Linked DNA regions of Mus musculus: region 1 is linked to region 2. Evidence: chromatin loops called from intact Hi-C (ENCODE). Cell type or tissue: heart. All regions are shown on one strand. Links, peaks and the distances in the headings refer to the core of each region. The heading gives the core; the rest is flanking DNA.

What was found. A loop is a pair of places that touch in the nucleus more often than their neighbours do. Peaks named below come from ENCODE experiments on the same cell type or tissue, not always from the same donor. Only the 100,000 strongest peaks of a DNase experiment are listed, where the experiment ranks them.
Region 1: a loop joins it to region 2, with 6 times the contacts of the local background. A loop is called at or near these places in 8 of 42 quality-filtered maps.

The regions. Positions count from the first base shown.
Region 1 is chr3:145,945,769-145,956,057 of GRCm38, reverse strand. No RefSeq gene overlaps it. Among named protein-coding and RNA genes, the nearest start is that of 2410004B18Rik, 13 kb to the right of the region's middle. In heart, for the core only: a CTCF peak has its summit at 5,880; DNase peaks (open chromatin) are centred at 4,077, 4,507 and 5,797; H3K4me3 peaks cover 784 bases; H3K27ac peaks cover 3,456 bases.
Region 2 is chr3:146,069,106-146,077,105 of GRCm38, reverse strand. It overlaps Wdr63 (WD repeat domain 63), which reads left to right. Exons shown (of 23, transcript NM_172864.3): 11 at 6,358-6,447. Among named protein-coding and RNA genes, the nearest start is that of Wdr63, 35 kb to the left of the region's middle. In heart, for the core only: a CTCF peak has its summit at 4,104 (motif pointing right); no DNase peak of the experiment used is centred there.

The DNA.
Region 1 (10,289 bases), core at 914-8,913, 120 kb after region 2:
ATAAAAATAACTGATAATTGTTTTGCTGATAAGAATGAATGCTTTTCCCTTTTCTGTTTATCAGTAGTTACTTTCTTTTTCTTTTCTTAACTTTATTTATTTATTTATTTATTTAATATATGTAAATACACCGTTACTGTCTTCAGGCACACCAGGAGAGGGAATCAAATACCATCACCAATGGTTGTGAGCCACCATGTGGTTGCTGGGAATTGAACTCAGGACCTCTGGAAGAGCAGTCAGTGCTCTTAATTACTGAGCCATCTCTTCAGTCCCTATAGCATCTATTTTCGAAATAAAAAAAAAAAAAAGACATTGCACTTTTCTAATCCTGAGTGCTGGGATTAAAGGTGTACGCTACCACGTACAGGGTGTGCTGAAATGAATTCTAAGTGCATATTCCTTGTGTAGGAGCACTGTAACTCTGAAGCTTGTGTGTGGTAGCCTAAGGACACATCTTGGCTTCACTGCTTTCTCTGTGTTAGCTCCTTGTTGTCTCTGGCTCTCAGCTTCCTTGCTCAGGGGTTATAAAAAGTATTGAATATATTTTTTGAATATACATGTACTTAGATTGGGCACATTCCACTCTTAAAGACTGAGCATTCAAGGATGATCTGATCAGAAGTCATCAGTCACAAGCCTTGAGTAACCACACTGCAGGGCAGTGTGGGAGAGCTTGTTTCAAGTTTCTTAAGGTGTTCAAGGAAGTAAGACAGAGAAAACACACTTGGTCAGTTAAAGTGGGAAGCTGTTAGGTGTTTGTTGTAGCTGTCGGTTACATTTATTTTTGCTATTTCTGTTGGGTTTTGCTTTGAGTATGAGGTAACTCAGGTCTGGGAGTCAGCTCTGCCCACTGGCCTTCCAATTAAAATAATTTTAAATGCAGGACTAGATGCATGTATACATAGGAAGCTCTTAGGAAACATTTGATATGTTCTAAATCTCAAAAGAATGTTAGCATTAGTGGCCTGATTTCAGTCATGGAGCTCAATATGGTGGTAGCTCTTGGTAGGCTGAGGCAGGGGGATTTCCAGTTTGAAATACTAACATCCTATGTCAAAACAACAAAAACAAAAACAAAAGTGAGAGTGTCATGGAAAATTCTAGAAAGTGCTCATCGTGATAAAAAGCCCATTAAGATAGACAGACCACTGTGATAGACAGCCCAATGTGATAGACAGCTCACTGTGATAGACAGCACACTGTGATAGACAACCCATTGTGATAGATAGCCCACTGTGAAAGACAGCCAATTGTGATAGATAGCCCACTGTGATAGACAACCCATTGTGACAGACAGCCCACTGTGATAGACAGCCCAATGTGATAGACAGCCCATTGTGACAGACAGCCCACTGTGATAGACAGCCCAATGTGATAGACAGCCCACTGTGATAGACAGTCAACTGTGATAGATAGCCCAATATTATAGACAGCCCACTGTGATAGACAGCCAATTGTGATAGACAGCCTACTATGACAGACAACCCATTGTGATAAACAGTCAACTGTGATAAACAGCCCACTGTGATAGACAGCCCATTGTGATAGACAGCCCACTGTGATAGACAGCCCATTGTGATAGACAGTCAACTCTGATAGTCCACTATGGCAGACAACCCATTGTGATAGACAGCCCACTGTGATAGACAGCCAATTGTGATAGACAGCCTACTATGACAGACAACCCATTGTGATAAACAGTCAACTGTGATAAACAGCCCACTGTGATAGACAGCCCATTGTGATAGACAGCCCACTGTGATAGACAGCCCATTGTGATAGACAGCCCACTGTGATAGACAGCTCATTGTGATAGACAGTCAACTCTGATAGTCCACTATGGCAGACAACCCATTGTGATAGACAGTCAATTCTGATAGACCGTCCACTATGGCAGACAACCCATTGTGATAGACAGCCCACTGTGATAGACAGTCCACTATGATAGACAACCCATTGTGATAGACAGTCAACTGTGATAGACAGCCCACTGTGATAGACGGCCCACTGTGATAGACAGTCAACTCTGATAGACAGTCCACTATGGCAGACAACCATGTGATAGACAGTCAACTGTGATAGACAGCCCACTGTGACAGATAGTTAGCTCCTGGGTCTTTCAGTGCAACTTTTAGACTTAAATACTCTAATGACATCCTGTGTTGGAGAAAGACAAGGAATATACCTGCATAACCAATGCTGCTAACATAACAAAGGTTTATATCTCACTCCACATAGCCAACGTGTTCCACAGAGCCTCTTCAGGACCCAGCTCAACAGATCTTGCACTGGCTTTAGGGGAAGAGACCAGGGAGACTTCCCATCCAGCTGTCAGATGGTTTTTAACTGACTGCCCTTGAGGCCAGTCATGAGGCCTGGATTGCCTTCAAAAGAGCTGGGACTTGTCTACCTTCCAATCAGAGAGGAGTACCAGACATGGGCAAAGAATCACGGGCTCCACCTTATCCACTCAGCTAACACAGCACAGCACATCCAGTTCGTGGTGATGTATATTATACAGTAAGTTTTAGATTTTTGTTTATTTGACTTTTGAATCAGAGATTGGCTTTGAACTGGCTAAGCTAGTTTAAGAAAGACAACCTTGAAGTCCCCATCTCCTTACCCCCATCTCCAAAACACTGGGATTAGAGGCATGCAAGAATACACCTGGCTTTTGTTCATTAATTCGTTGATGGTTTAAGGCATATAATAAAAATTTCCATCAATGTTGTCCATTTAAAGAGTCTTACAGTTGAGGTTTATACGCATGACAAAGGTCAAACCACAGTACCAACACTGATAAAGGAACCGTTGGGACTCTTTTATCAGTTAAGTACTTCTAAACCCACACGGAAGGCAAAGAAAGAGCGGGAACAAAAGGACTTTTGCCTGAACTATCTCCCAGTTGTAAAATAGTTCCTGGGGTTGTCTAACATTTAGAGATAAGAAAACGAGGCCGGGGAGAGCGTAAGCCTTTAGCTGTTAGCCAGGGACAGGATAGACCCCAAGAGTGATATCACAGAGTAGCTGTGACATGCTCTCTAAGTGTCAAAGGAAAATCCACTGCCCCTAATTCTGGAGCCCTGTTCTGTTCCCCTCTACCAAAGGAGTCATTTTCTTATCACTGCCAGGAATGACAAATGGCGTCAAAGCATATGCTGGCCTCTAGACTCTCTCGGTAGAGCAAGTAGCTGTGTGTCTTCCCAGCTCTTCTTATCCTGGCCCCTGTTAAATGTCTCCAGCTTGTGGGCTTCCCTCCCCCAGCTGCTCATTCCCACATAACCTTGGCATTTTGGCTTTGTGCTCTCCTGGTTCTCTCTCTTGTCTTCTCTTGGGCCCCTCTCTCTTGCCCCTCTCTCACTCCCCTCCCCACCGCCCATGGTCCATCCAGTCTGCTGGTCTTACTCAGTGTGCGACATTTTCTCCCACTCTGGACTCTTCCAGATGCCTCTGGCTGTACTCTCTCTCATACCTACAATAAAAACCTTCCCCTTGGGCTGGGCATGGCACACGCCTTTAATCCCAGCCCTCAGGAGGCAGAGGCAGGCAGATTTCTGAGTTCGAGGCCAGCCTGGTCTACAAAGTGACTTCCAGGACAGCCAGGGCTACACAGAGAAACTCTGTCTCAAATAACCAACAAAACAAAGCAAAGCAAAACAAAACAAACAAACCAACCAACCAAACCAAAAAAAAAAAAACCAACCTTCCCCTTAACCATACCTTGGCGAGGTCAAGTCCTCACTTTATACAATAAACAAGCTAGGATCCAAAGCCTAGTGAAGCTCTACAGTAATTGAAGATCCCCCCTCCCCCACCTCCATATCCTCATTTTTTTTGTTTGTTTGTTTTCGAGACAGGGTTTTTCTGTGTAGCCCTGGCTGTCCTGGCGTGCGCCACCACACCCAGCCCATAGCCTCAGTTTAATGCGAATGAACAGTCCGTGTTTTCAGGGCTGATTGGCTTTTCATAGTCATCACTCAGGGACTTCAGTCCCTCTCGGGGACTCAGTCATCTCTCAGCGTGTCTCTGAATCACTTTCCTGGGCTTGTCACCAAAAGGAGGTTAGCACATCCACACTCTAGTCAGCCAGAAAGGGGAGGACACTGAAGGGGGCGGATCTAGGCTCTGGCTTTGAAACCTTAGGGAAAACAGGAGGAGGAAGGACAAAAAGGAGACAGTGCATCGCTTTGTGGTAGGAGAGAGGGGTTGAGAGTAGGGGACTTAATCAGTCGAAAACGTAAAGATGACTCCATCGCTGTGACAGAAGACTGGAGGCAGCTGGCTTATAGAAAAGCACATTTTAGCTCATGGTCCAGGGTTTTCAGCTGGTGGTCACTTGGCCCTGTCCTCTGGGCTTGTGGTGAAGTAGAACATCATGGTGCTAAGTACACGGCGGGGCAAAGTCATTAACTCACGGTGGCTGGGAAGCAAAAGAGAGGAAGGATCTGGACCCCCGGGGGGGGGGGGTCCCTTCAGGACGAATGCCTGTGACATCATTTCCTTCCACAAGGTCCTGCCTTCTAAAGGCACCACCACTTCCTGGTAATGACACAGGCTGGTGACTGAGCCTTTCAACATGTGAGCCCTTGGGGACATTTAACGTACAGTCAGAGGACAGACTGCTGTCTCCTCTCTCTCTGCAACTTCTTTTATCTTAAGTGAACTGAGGAGAAGAGAAACCCAGAGGGCTTGTCAGTGAATGAGCACTTCATGATTGTGTGGTTAAAGGGTGCTGAAAAGGGAGCCATGTTCCCGGCCTGGAAGAGTTAAACAAGCCGAGGGGGTTCAGGGCTGAAGGGGGTGCTGAGGCTGAGGCTGAGGGTCTCAGGTAGGTTGGATTTTCTATTTAGCCAAACAGTCAGGAAAATATTTTCCTAAGCCACATGCAGTGGCTGTAATCCCAGCACTGAGCTAGGATGCTTACTAAGCATTGAGAGGCTGAGGCAGGAGAATTCCTAGTTTGAGGTCAACCTGTGCTACAAAGGAAGTTTGAGGCCGTGATGAGCTACACATTGAGTCCCTGTATTAATAAAAGAGCAAATTTAAACCTATTTCACCTACTTTTATATTGTAATAATTGTGATTTTTAAGTATACACTGCTGTCCTGTAAACCAACATGATAACACTGTAATGGCAGGGAAGCCATTACAAACACACTGCTGTTTCCATTCCGGTCGGGGCAATTAAGGAGGGGCTTTTATCGCGACTTCAGTAACTGGGAGAATTTCATTCATAAGAAAATGTTTCAAAGATAAGGCAAGGGGCGGGTGAAGAAGAAAGCATCATGGGGGTTGGGGGAGGGGTCAGGAGGAAGACTCGTGCGGGTTTTATCTCTGACAGGATGGTGACTTTTGCTGTTTCCTGCCTTCAAGAGTGTTGTAGGATTTTTGTGTTTTCTAGAGACAGTTTCACTCTGTTGCGCATGCTGGCCTGGAACCTGCCCTCTAGCTCAAGCTGGCCTCAGACTCACAGTGCCCCAGCTGCTTCCCATATGAAATGCAAGGCTCTCCTGCGCTCTGCAGATGTCATAAGCCAATTAGGCAGGTGTGACAGATGCGGCCAGCTCGGAGGCGACTGAAATGTGATTCCCTGGCTAGGAGGGAGACTGGGTCCTGTTACTCCTCCTGAGAGATCCTCTCTTGGGCACTGCTTTTTAACCCTCAGACAGACTCTATCAGGAGCTGGGGCTGAGAGATTTCCTCAGCCCTTCAAACCGGGATGAGCAGGTGGCATCCTTCTGTAGGAGCGGGGAGAAGTGCCTGTACTCTCTTCTCGGGGTAGCTCAGGCTGCCTCCAGCAGCAAGGAAAACCCGGATCTAAGGGATGCTCTAGCGCTCCAGGCAGTTGCCAGTTTTTTAGCAGCCTCTAGCTCCACCTAAGGTTTGTCTCTGCTAATTGCCACCCTGTTTTAGTAAAATAAAAGTTGCGGGAGTGGAGGGGAGGGGCCGGTTTACTTGCTTTTTTTTTTTTTTTTTTTTTTTCTTCTGGAGTGTTCTTTTCACTCCAAATTTGTCTTTCCTCCATTTCAGTCATCGATTTCTATTGCCGAAAGCAAAACGACCAGGTTCTCAACGGAAGCACAGACGAGGGCCGCTTTTGAAGCGGTCTAAAAACAGGAGCATGGTTTTTGGGAAGAGCTAAAAGAGGGCCTAGAAGAAACGCCACGTTCTTGGTACAAAGAGGTAGTTTGTGGTAGGAAGCTTAACATTTAGAATTTCAAGGTGCACAGAAACATTGAAAGCGGTTATTCAAATGTAGCCTCACGAAGTTAGCTGAAGCTGGGCATAGTGGCTCATATAACCCTCAAATGGAAGAGGTGGAGGCAGGGGGATCAGGAGTTTAAGGTCATCCTCCACCAGGTACTTAGAAGACTACCTGAGCTCCATGAGACTAAGCTCGAGGTCCCGCCAACCCCCAACAGGAGAAGAAGTTAGGAGCACAAATTCAAGCCAATCAAAGAACTCTAAGCGTTTATGATTTCATGTTGAAAACTTAAAAAAGGCAAATTCATGATCAACACTCTTACCAAAGACTTAAAATGCCCACTATAGTGTTATTTATTGTGGTAAATTTTTTTGAGAAGCTTTATTGTCTGGTAACTAAATGATAAATTATGATACAATGAACTTGAATACTTGTAAATAGTTTTAAAACCATTTTGTGTGTGTGTACATGCATGTGTGTGCGCATACGTGCCCTAATCTATATATGTGCACCATAATCATGCAGGTGCCCTCAAAGTCCAGAGAAGGTGCTAGAGTCCCTGGAACAGATGGTTGTGAGCCATTCAATATTGGTGGTGGGACCAGAACCTAGGCCGTCTGCAAGAGCAGCAAGTGCTCTTAACGGCTGAGCCATCTCTCTAGCACCCCAAAAATAGATTTTTGAAAAATCCTTGCAGGACTGAAAAGGTTAAATGTTAAATAAAAGAATATTGATCTTGTCTAGCATATCTATGTACCTGATATATGTAGAAAATTAAGAGAATAGTAGATTTTCTGCCTATAGTTGCTTCCTGTTTCTTTTCTTTTCTTTTCTTTTTTGGTTTTTCGAAACAGGGTCCTGTGTCTATTTTTAGAACATCTACAGTGATCAATTATCATTTTTCATTATCAGGAAAACTTTTGTGACTATTAATATTACAATGTTATATCTAACATTGATATAATGAGAATTAATTGAAGCAACTGGACTTAGGAATAATAAGGTGTATTTTGGGTGTAAATGTTCTGGTTTTTGAAAAGACTAAATATATTTGTAGGAAAACAATAACAGCAAACCCCAAACACAAGCATGTAGACTTTGTGTGTGTGCTTCTGTGGCACACAGGCTGTTTCCCTAGCTTGAGACATTTCTGTGAGACCACTGATACACATTCTCTCTCACTACTCACCAAATTCCCACAATTCCCATTGGAAAATGAGTTGAAATCCTGAAAATAACAAGAAAATCTGAATGCTCCATAAGCCACTCTCTTCAGTGCCAGCTTGTATGCTCTGAAATCAACTCCCAGGGCAAGCAGATGAAGTGAGGAGCTGGGCCTTAGCTCCCTGGCCAGGGTGGCACGAGATCGCCTTTCTAGGGTTACAGTGCAAACATAAGTGGAAAAAGAGCAGAAAAGCCAGGTAGCTTATAACCAGCCAGAACCCACTGGGCGAATTCAGCACCCTCTAAGACAGTTTAAAATACACAAAAATACAGTTTATCTAGAAAAAGCCATTTACCACGGAATTATTTAAGTTAGCATCTCTGGTTGGCTCCAGAGGACCTGGAAATCTATTTCTTTCTCTCTTTTTAAAGATTTATTGATTTTATGCTGTGTGTACACCATCACTATCTTCAGACAGATCAGAAGAGGGCATCCGATCCCATTACAGATGGTTGAGAGCCACCATGTGGTTGCTGGGACTTGAACTCAGGACCTCTGGGAAACAATCAGTGTTCTTAACCTCTCAGCCATCTCTCCAGCCCTGAAATCTATTTTCAAACACACCAAAATCCTTTCCCATCCTGAAGCAGCTAGTCTGGGAGCCCGTTGGTGTGTAGTAGTGAACTCCAAGCTGTAGTTCAGAGTTCAGCCACTTATCTTTGGGGTTCAGACAGCCTGGAAACCCACAGTAAGCCCCTCTTCTGGGTGGCAGCCAGGCACGGGAAGGGAGCTTGAAAACGCAAAAGCACAAATACAAGGGCTTATTATTTTCTTTCCCAACTATGGAGCATTCAGGAAAAATTAACCCTCTCATTTGTTAACCTCAATGACAGGCTTCAACTGATCTGTAGCCTCAGACGGCACAGATAATTGCACTAATTAGTTTGTTAATGGAGGGACAGCAGGGCAGGGAGCTTCGGGGAACTCAAGTAATTAAGCTGAATTGAAGGATGAGGAGGAAGAGGGAGGAGTGGGAAGGAGGGAGGAGTGAGAGAAGTATGCAGAGAGGAGGAGCTGGAGGAGAAGGGGAGGAGGGATAAAAGCAATCAGGAGGAGGAAGGAGAGGGTAGGGTGAGCTGTCTTACAAACTTGACATGCAGGCTCCAGATGTATGGAAGAAATTCTATGGCAGGGCTCTTGGGCCACATTTCTTTTCTTTTCTTTTCTTTTCTTTTCTTTTCTTTTCTTTTCTTTTCTTTTCTTTTTCTTTCAGTTTTTCAAGACAGGGTTTCTCTGTGTAGCCCTGGCTGTCCTGGAACTCACTCTGTAGACCAGGCTGTCCTTGAACTCAGAGATCCACCTGCCTCTGACTTCAGAGTGCTGGGATTGAAGGTGTGTGCCACCACCGCCCCGGCTTGGACCACTTCATTCTTGTTAGTGTTAGGCCTCAAGGCTAAACGTGATGAGGAATGATGGGAACTTCCTGTGGGTAGTAAGAAAGCCACAGGGCACAGGGGTGTGTGTGTGTGTCTGTGTCTCTCTCTGTGTGTGTGTCTGTGTGTGTCTGTGTGTGTGTGTCTGTGTGTCTCTGTGTGTGTGTCTGTGTGTGTGTGAGTGTGTGTGTGTGGTGTGTGTGTGTGTGTGTGTGTGTGTGTGTGTGTGTTTGTATCTTGAAAGTGAAAAATAGGAAAAAAGCAACCAGGGGTTTAAAATTTCCCAAGTACTGACACCCTAGAGTTACTCCCACATCGGCTTGCTTGTCCTTTGCTGCCAGTCACTTCCTCACTTGGAAGTGATTGTTTAGTTATCCCATGGCACTTTCCTGTGGAGTGGAGTTCTAAATTTAAAACAGGAATCCAAAACTGCAAGGCTTGCCACAGCGGGTTGCTAGGATGGGAGTCTCCTTTAGGAGTAGAGGGAGGTAATTGGGCCAGGAGAATAGCTCTCTTTCTTCAATGGTACACATGGCATCAACTCCTCTGTTCCTTTCCCTTTTTCAGGAAATGGTAAACAGGCAAAGAGGGAGTTCCAGACCCCGTGGAGCAGAGCACTACAGACCTGCAGGAAGTGGCATTCCAAGTCTGGCTTCTAAGCCTGTCATTTCATGAGCCTAAAAAAGCAAAGCAATGCTCACACCAGAGACAGCATCAGTTGTGGGAAGGCTGCTCTCATACGTCCCGTGGGTGCTGGTGTCTAGGTGCTATGATTTTAAAACACAAGCCATAATTAGAAATGAAAGAGGAAACCGAACAGCTTTCAAGGAAAGGTTGTGGCTACCTGGAGACTTTTCGAGACACAGTGAGGGCTGGGTGGCATAGCTCCTTGCACATAAATGTGCATCCCTGGGTTTGATACCCATCATTGCCTCAAGCAAACAAGTGAAATGCTGAATGCACATGCGCAAGTGCACACACACACCACACACACACACACACACACACACACACACACACACACACACACACACGTACAGACAGACAGACATACACTACATGCCTACATTATCTGTCTGTGGTAGGGGTTGAACCCAGGTCCCTGTAGACCTTGCACACAGCAAACAAGCACCACTGAGCCACGCCCCTAGTGAGCCACACCCCTAGCCCTTGAAACCTAGTTTTGTATGAAGGATACAGGCTTACACTTGCTGCTTTACTTTAAGACTCTAAAGATCTTTCATTTTCTTTATCTATTTTCCAAGAGATATGGAAATGTGTATGTGGCCCTGGCTGTCCTGGAACTTGCTTTGTAGACCAGGTTGGCCCTCAAACTCAGAGATCAGCCTGCCTCTGGGATTAAAGGTGCACACAGTGGGTGGAGAGACAGCTCAGTGGTTAGAGGTCCCTGAGTCCAGTTCCCAGCAACCGCATGGTGGCTCACACCCATCTGTAATGGGACCTGATGCCCTCTTCTGGTGTG
Region 2 (8,000 bases), core at 1-8,000:
AAAACAAAAGGATATACCTTCTCAGCACCTCATGGTACCTTCTCCAAAATTGACCACATAATTGGTCACAATACAAGCCTCAACATATACAAAAATATTGAAATTGTCCCATGCATCCTATCAGATCACCATGGAATAAAGCTGATCTTCAATAACAAAATAAATAATAGAAAGCCAACATTCACGTGGAAATGGAACAACACTCTTCTCAATGATACCTTGGTCAAGGAAGGAATAAAGAAAGAAATTAAGGACTTTTTGGAGTTTAATGAAAATGAAGCCACAACATACCCAAACTTGTGGGACAAAATGAAAGCATTTCTAAGAGGAAAACTCATAGCTCTGAGTGCCTCCAAAAAGAAACTAGAGAGAGCACACATTAGCAGCTTGACAACACACCTAAAAGCTCTAGAACAAAAGGAAGCAAATTCACCCAAGAGGAGTAGAAGGCAGGAAATAATCAAACTCAGGGGTGAAATCAACCAAGTGGAAACAAGAAGAACTATTCAAAGAATCAACCAATCAAGGAGCTGGTTCTTTGAGAAAATCAACAAGATAGATAAACCCTTAGCCAGACTCACTAAAGGGCAAAGGGAAAGCATCCTAATTAACAAAATAAGAAATGAAAAGGGAAACATAACAACAGATCCTGAAGAAATCCAAAACACTATCAGATTCTTCTACAAAAGGCTATACTCAACAAAACTGGAAAACCTGGATGAAATGGACAAGTTTCTAGACAGATACCAGGTACCAAAGGTAAATCAAGATCAGGTTAATGATCTAAACAGTCCTATATCCCCTAAAGAAATAGAAGCAGTCATTAATAGTCTCCCAAACAAAAAAAAGCCCAGGACCAGATGGGTTTAGTGCAGAGTTCTATCAGACCTTCAAAGAAGACCTAATTCCAGTTCTTCACAAACTATTCCACAAAATAGAAATGGAAGGTACTCTACCCAACTCATTCTATGAAACCACAACTACTCTGATACCTAAAACACGAAAAGAACCAACAAAGATAGAGAACTTCAGACCAATTTCCCTTATGAATATCGATGCAAAAATCCTCAATAAAGTTCTTGCTAACCGAATCCAAGAACACATCAAAACAATCATCCATCCTGACCAAGTAGGTTTCATCCCAGGGATGCAGGGATGGTTCAATATACAGAAATCCATCAACGTAATCCATTATATAAACAAACTCAAAGACAAAAACCACATGATCATCTCGTTAGATGCTGAGAAAGCATTTGACACAATCCAACACCCATTCATGATAAAAGTCTTGGAAAGATCAGGAATTCAAGGCCCATACCTAAACATGATAAAAACAATCTACAGCAAACCAATAGCTAACATCAAAGTAAATGGTGAAAAGCTGGAAGCAATCCCACTAAAATCAGGGACTAGACAAGGCTATCCACTCTCGCCCTACCTATTCAACATTGTACTTGAAGTCCTAGCCAGAGCAATTAGACAACAAAAGAAGATCAAGGGGATACAAATTGGAAAGGAAGAAGTCAAAATATCACTTTTTGCAGATGATATGATAGTATATATAAGTGACCCTAAAAATTCCACCAGAGAACTCCTAAGCCTGATAAACAGCTTCAATGAAGTAGCCGGATATAAAATTAACTCAAACAAGTCAATGGCCTTTCTGTACACAAAGGATAAACAGGCTGAGAAAGAAATTAGGGAAACAACACCCTTCTCAATAGTCACAAATAATATAAAATGCCTTGGCATGACTCTTAACTAAGGAAGTGAAAGATCTGTATGATAAGAACTTCAAGTCTCTGAAGAAAGAAATTAAAGAAGATCTCAGAAGATGGAAAGATCTCCCATGCTCATGGATTGGCAGGATCAACATTGTAAAAATGGCTATCTTGCCAAAAGCAATCTACAGATTCAATGCAATCACCATCAAAATTCCAACTCAATTCTTCAACGAATTAGAAAGGGCAATCGGCAGATTCATCTGGAATAACAAAAAACCTAGGATAGCAAAAACTCTTCTTAAGGATAAAAGAACCTCTGGTGGAATCAACATACTGGACCTAAAACTGTACTACAGAGCAATTGTGATAAAAACTGCATGGTACTGGTATAGTGACAGATAAGTAGACCAATGGAACAGAATTGAAGACCCAGAGATGAACCCACACACCTATGGTCACTTGATCTTTGACAAGGGAGCTAAAACCATCCAGTGGAAAAAAGACAGCATTTTCAACAAATGGTGCTGGCACAATTGGCGGTTATCATGTAGAAGAATGCGAATTGATCCATTTCTATCTCCTTGTACTAAGGTCAAATCTAAGTGGATTAAGGAACTCCACATAAAACCAGAGACACTGAAACTTATAGAGGAGAAAGTAGGGAAAAGTCTTGAAGACATGGGTACAGGGGGGAAATTCCTGAATAGAACAGCAATGGCTTGTGCTGCAAGATCGAGAATCGATAAATGGGACCTCATAAAATTGCAAAGCTTCTGCAAAGCAAAAGACACCGTCAATAAGACAAAAAGGCCACCAACAGATTGGGAAAGGATCTTTACCTATCCCAAATCGGATAGGGGACTAATATCCAATATATATAAAGAACTCAAGAAGGTGGACTCCAGAAAATCAAATAACCCCATTAAAAAATGGGGCTCAGAGCTGAACAAAGAATTCTCACCTGAGGAATACCGAATGGCAGAGAAACACCTGAAAAAATCCTTAATCATCAGGGAAATGCAAATCAAAGCAACCCTGAGATTCCACTTTACTCCAGTCAGAATGGCTAAGATCAAAAACTCAGGTGACAGTAGATGCTGGTGAGGATGTGAAGAAATCCCATTGTTGGTGGGATTGCCAGCTTGTACAACCACTCTGGAAATCAGTCTGGCGGTTCCTCAGAAAATTGGACATAGTACCCCCGGAGGATCCCGCAATACCTCTCCTGGGCATATATCCAGAAGATGTCCCAACCGGTAAGAAGGACACATGCTCCACTATGTTCAAGCAGCCTTATTTATAATAGCCAGAAGCTGGAAAGAACCCAGATGCCCCGCAACAGAGGAATGGATACAGAAAATGTAGTACATTTACACAATGGAATACTACTCAGCTATTAAAAAAAATGAATTTATGAAATTCCTAGGCAAATGGATGGACCTGGAGGGCATCATCCTGAGTGAGGTAACCCAATCACAAAGGAACTCACACAATATGTACTCACTGATAAGTGGCTATTAGCCCAGAAACTTAGGATACCCAAGATATAAGATACAACTTGCTAAACGCATGAAATTCAAGAAGAAGGAAGACCAAAGTGTGGACACTCTACCCCTTCCTAGAAATGGGAACAAAACACCCATGGAAGGAGTTACAGAGACAAAATTTGGAGCTGTGACAAAAAGATGGACCATCTAGTGATTGCCATATGCAGGGATCCATCTCATAATCAGCTTCCAAACGCTGACACCATTGCACACACTAGCAAAATTTTGCTGAAAGGACCCAGATATAGCTCTCTCTTGTGAGACTATGCCGGGGCCTAGCAAATACAGAAGTGGATGATCACAGTCAGCTATTGGATGGGTCACACGGCCCCCAATGCAGGAGCTAGAGATATTACCCAAGGAGCTAAAGGGAACTGCAACCCTATAGGTGGAACAACAATATGAACTAACCAGTACCTGGGAGCTCTTGTCTTTAGCTGCATATGTATCAAAAGATGGCCTAGTCGGCCATCACTGCAAAGAGAGGCCCATTGGACTTGCCAACTTTAGATGCCCCAGTACAGGGGAACAAAAAGCCAGGGCCAAAAAGGGGGAGTGGGTGGGTAGGGGATTGGGGGGGTGGGTATGGGGGACCTTTGGGATAGCATTGAAAATGTAAACGAGGAAAATACCTAATTAAAAAAAAACAGTAAAAAAAAAAAAGTAAGTGAAGAAGAAACCGGACCTCTAGCCTACACGTATATATGCATGCAACTGAACATATGTGCACATGTGCATGCGCGCGTGTGCACACATGGACTGTATTTAGATATTGTGGTATTCAAACGCTCATAGATTTTTATTTTCCTAAGAATTTGCTCAAATCTAAGGTTTGCCAGTAGGGGGTAGTAGAGAGTAAAAATGACTGTGCAGGAGAGTAAGGAAACAGTGATCCCAGAAGGATCTTTTCTTCAGCCCTAGGCTCGGGGCAGCCCATCATCAAGGGAATCTGAGCTAAGTTGTAACTGTGTATTTCATTCTCCAAATCTCAAATAGTTTAACTAAGACACCCTCACACAAGCATGCACACCTACACACTCACACACACATTCAAACCAAACCCCACGTCAAGCCACGTAAAACGAGACAGGGCTGGGTTCATTTCTTGTTTCCATTTTCTGCTCAGTAACAGTTCTTACTTTGAGATGTTATTAGTGTTATATTACACTTGTCATTGACTAATTACACTTGTCATTCCTCCGAGGTCCTTAATTATTGCAGAGCTAAGACTTCCCCTAAGGAGATCCACCTCCTTTCCTCACTGTGTCTGGTTCAGGGCCGTTTCGTCCTAGTGGGTGGGCTATGTTTTACTCTAGATGCAGAGATCCACATGGTAGTTCTGTGGCCCTTTACTTTTTTTTAAACCACAAACTATGCCTTTCTCTCCCTCTCCCTCTCCCTCTCCCTCCCTTTCCTCCTCCCCCTCCCCCTCTCTTTCTCCCCAGAGAGGGCAATGTCCTGGTGCTTCTGTGCAGGAGGGCTTCTCTCCACTCTGCCGTGGAAGTGTGGCCAAAGGCCTAGGCTGTTAGGATGCTAAAGAAAACTTTGTTTACCTCTATTTTTAAAAGATAAGCTTTAAAAAGACAAGCATGAGCTACGGAGCTGTCCCTGTGGGCAAAGCAGGTGTGTGAGGGTGAAGAACTGAGCCCAGATGCTCTGGAGGCAGAGGCAGGGGACCATGGGGCAAGTTGGGTAACTAAAGATAGCTAAACTAGCCGGATTGGCTGGCTCTGGGTTCAAGTGAGAGACCCTGTCTCAAAAGGCAGGCTGGAGAATGATCAATGAAGACACTTGTCATCACCCTCTGACCTGCACACACACACACAATGTACACTTACAAATACACACATACACATGCACACACACCACTCACACACATACACATACTTATGAACATACAAACACATGGACACACACATAAACATACACACATACAAACACACACTCATACACACTTATAAATACACACACACATAGTTACGAAGTTACATACACCACTCACACACATATACACATTCCACACACATATGTTTATGCACACACACACTTATGCACATACAAGAAAGAAGATAATTTTTAAGAGATAATAAAAGTGATCTATGTTTTCTAATCAAAATCATTATAGCTTTAGTATTTTTACTTTCAAAAGTAAAGATGTCTAAAATCCAAAAAGTGCTGTAAACTAAAATAACTCACGCAAGCTCAGTTGAAAAATCCAGTTGGGCCAGGAGGGGTGTTGCACACCTTTAATCCCAGCACTTGGGAGCAAGGGGTAGGTGGATCTCTGAGTTCTCATCCAGCCTGGACTACACAGTTAGTTCATACACAGCCTAAAGTACATAGAGGGACCCTTCTCAAAAAAAGGATAAAAAGCCCAGTGGGAAAACTTTGTCTTTTGGTGCTGTGGGTGGAGAACAGTCGCTGTGTGCCTTGCTTGGTGTAATATTAAAGTGGTGATTCCTTCACGCACAGTTTTCATCTGCTGTATGTCATATTGTTTTAAAACTTGAAATATTAGCTAGGCTGTGGTGGTGCACGCCCTTAATCCCAGCACTCAAGAGGAAGAGGCAGGTGGATCTCTCAGTTCAAGGCCAACCTGATCTACAGCGTGAGTTCCAGGACAGGAAACGTTACACAGAGAAAACCTGTCTGGAAGAACCTTGAAATATTTACCACCATTACTTCCGGGTTCTCCCATTCAGTGAGTTTTCTGTTTGCCTGCCCACTGGATGCCTGAGTAAAGATATAAAGAAGAAAGACAAATACCTCCTCCTCCCTCAGAGCTTATCCTCTGCATTCCTCAGAAACACCAACTTCATAGTCTTTTGTTTGACGTAGGAGAGCATGTCCCCAATAATTGTATAATCCTTGGGTGGGTGATGGAAGGACTAGATCCCAGAGAGAGACACCGAGTCTCATAGACGGAACCAATGTCAGTGATAAAATTCAACAAAAGGGCCTTCAACCCCAGAGGTCTGACTGAGGGCTGCCTCAGATGAGCGTTGCCTATAGACAGCTACAGAATTAGCCTTCTGCCCATCTCAATATTATTTCATACCTTCTTTTATTTGTGGGGTTGACATTAGTTGATGCTGGAGAGCCCGGATGACATCTTCTGCTTCGAGTTCTGTCCAAGTGACCCCAATATCATCGCCGGAGGCTGCATTAACGGACAGGTACTTAGGAATTGTCTTTATATGTTTACTAATGCTGTAAGGCACCTTGATGCCGGTAGCTTTAGAACTTAAGTGTTCAGTGTGGCACAGAGAAGGCATGTTGGCCATATGTTAATCACTATGCCAGAACTTGGGTAGAAAGGTGCATGCATCAGACATGGGTTTGGAACTGGAGGTGCTCACAGGATAATTCAGCCAGAATAACCAGACTCAGCCGACTCTATTTCTTTCATTTACACAACCCAGACCCGCCTGCCTAAGGTGGGGCCTCCCACAGTGGTCTGTGCCATTTTACATCAATTAGCAATCAAAAAAATGCCCGTAGACATACGCACGGGCCACTCTGACCTAATCAACTCCTAGGTTCCCCTCTTACCAAAATGACTCTAGTTTACGTCAATCTGACAATAAACATTAACCAATGTTGCAAGCTGCAAACATCATTACCTCTCATAAGAGACCATTGCTGGAATTTCCCTGAAGCTATTTATGAGTTATGAAATAATATAGAATCCAAATAGAAGTTTAGTGGGAAATACACATCATCAAAGTTGGATGTGCTTGGTACCACGTCTGCTTGGTTTTTCTTCTAAGATATCTAACTTCTGCCACATTGAGATTCTGCCCTCCAATATTGTTGTATTGGGGAAGCAAAAATACAAACCTCTAAAGCCGTTCTAATGAGCTAAGCTTCAGGTCATTTCGATCCAGTGCGCTTGGCTATTGGAAAAATCACTTAAGGTACAGAATGAAGCCACAGAGGGTCCCAGCGCGTGCAAAGTTTGATCCCTAGCACTTCCTAAACAGTGTGGTGGTGCACATCTCACTCCTAGCGCTTGGGAGGCAGAGGCACGAGGATCCAGAGTGGTAAGGTCATCCTTGGCCCCACAGACAATCCAAGATCAGCTTGGACTGCCTGAGACCTTGTCCCAGTTAATAAAACAAAATAAAGGGTTCTGGCCTTTCTGCGTGTGACTAAAAGAGCTTCCTTAGCTAAGCTTTTTATGGAAGCAGCTTCCAGGTTTCATTTCCCCAGAGCAGCAGGAAAATTAGGAAAGCAAATGTCCCCATGGTTTTTGTTCAACAGCTGCTGAGATCCTAATAATGACCCAGAGCCATTTGCTAAGCCAAGAACACCCAAAGTGCCTTTGCATGTGTAACAAGAATGGTGTGACTGGTGTAGAGTATTTTGGGAAAGGGCATAATAAAATAAAGTCACCCATGGCTCTCCCATATCGGCCTTCGTTAATGTTTTCTTTTTGTTCGGGCATGCTGTTTAGCTGCTGACGACTGCCCTGGCTTCCTGTTGTATATTCTACTTTGTTCTTGTTTTTAAAAGAAAGACCCTCTGGTAACATACAAATTCTGGGTCAGGAACTAAGATAATTTGTCTGCCTTTCTTCCCCCATGATTGGATGTCTGTACTTCATTCTTGAGAATCTGGGTAAAGTCCGTTCCTCCCCAGGTCTGAAGCAAGCTGTACCTAGATTCAGAGCGGAACAAAATCTCCCCCAAAGCCTGGGAAGTGCACGATGTTTGTCTTGCAGTTAATT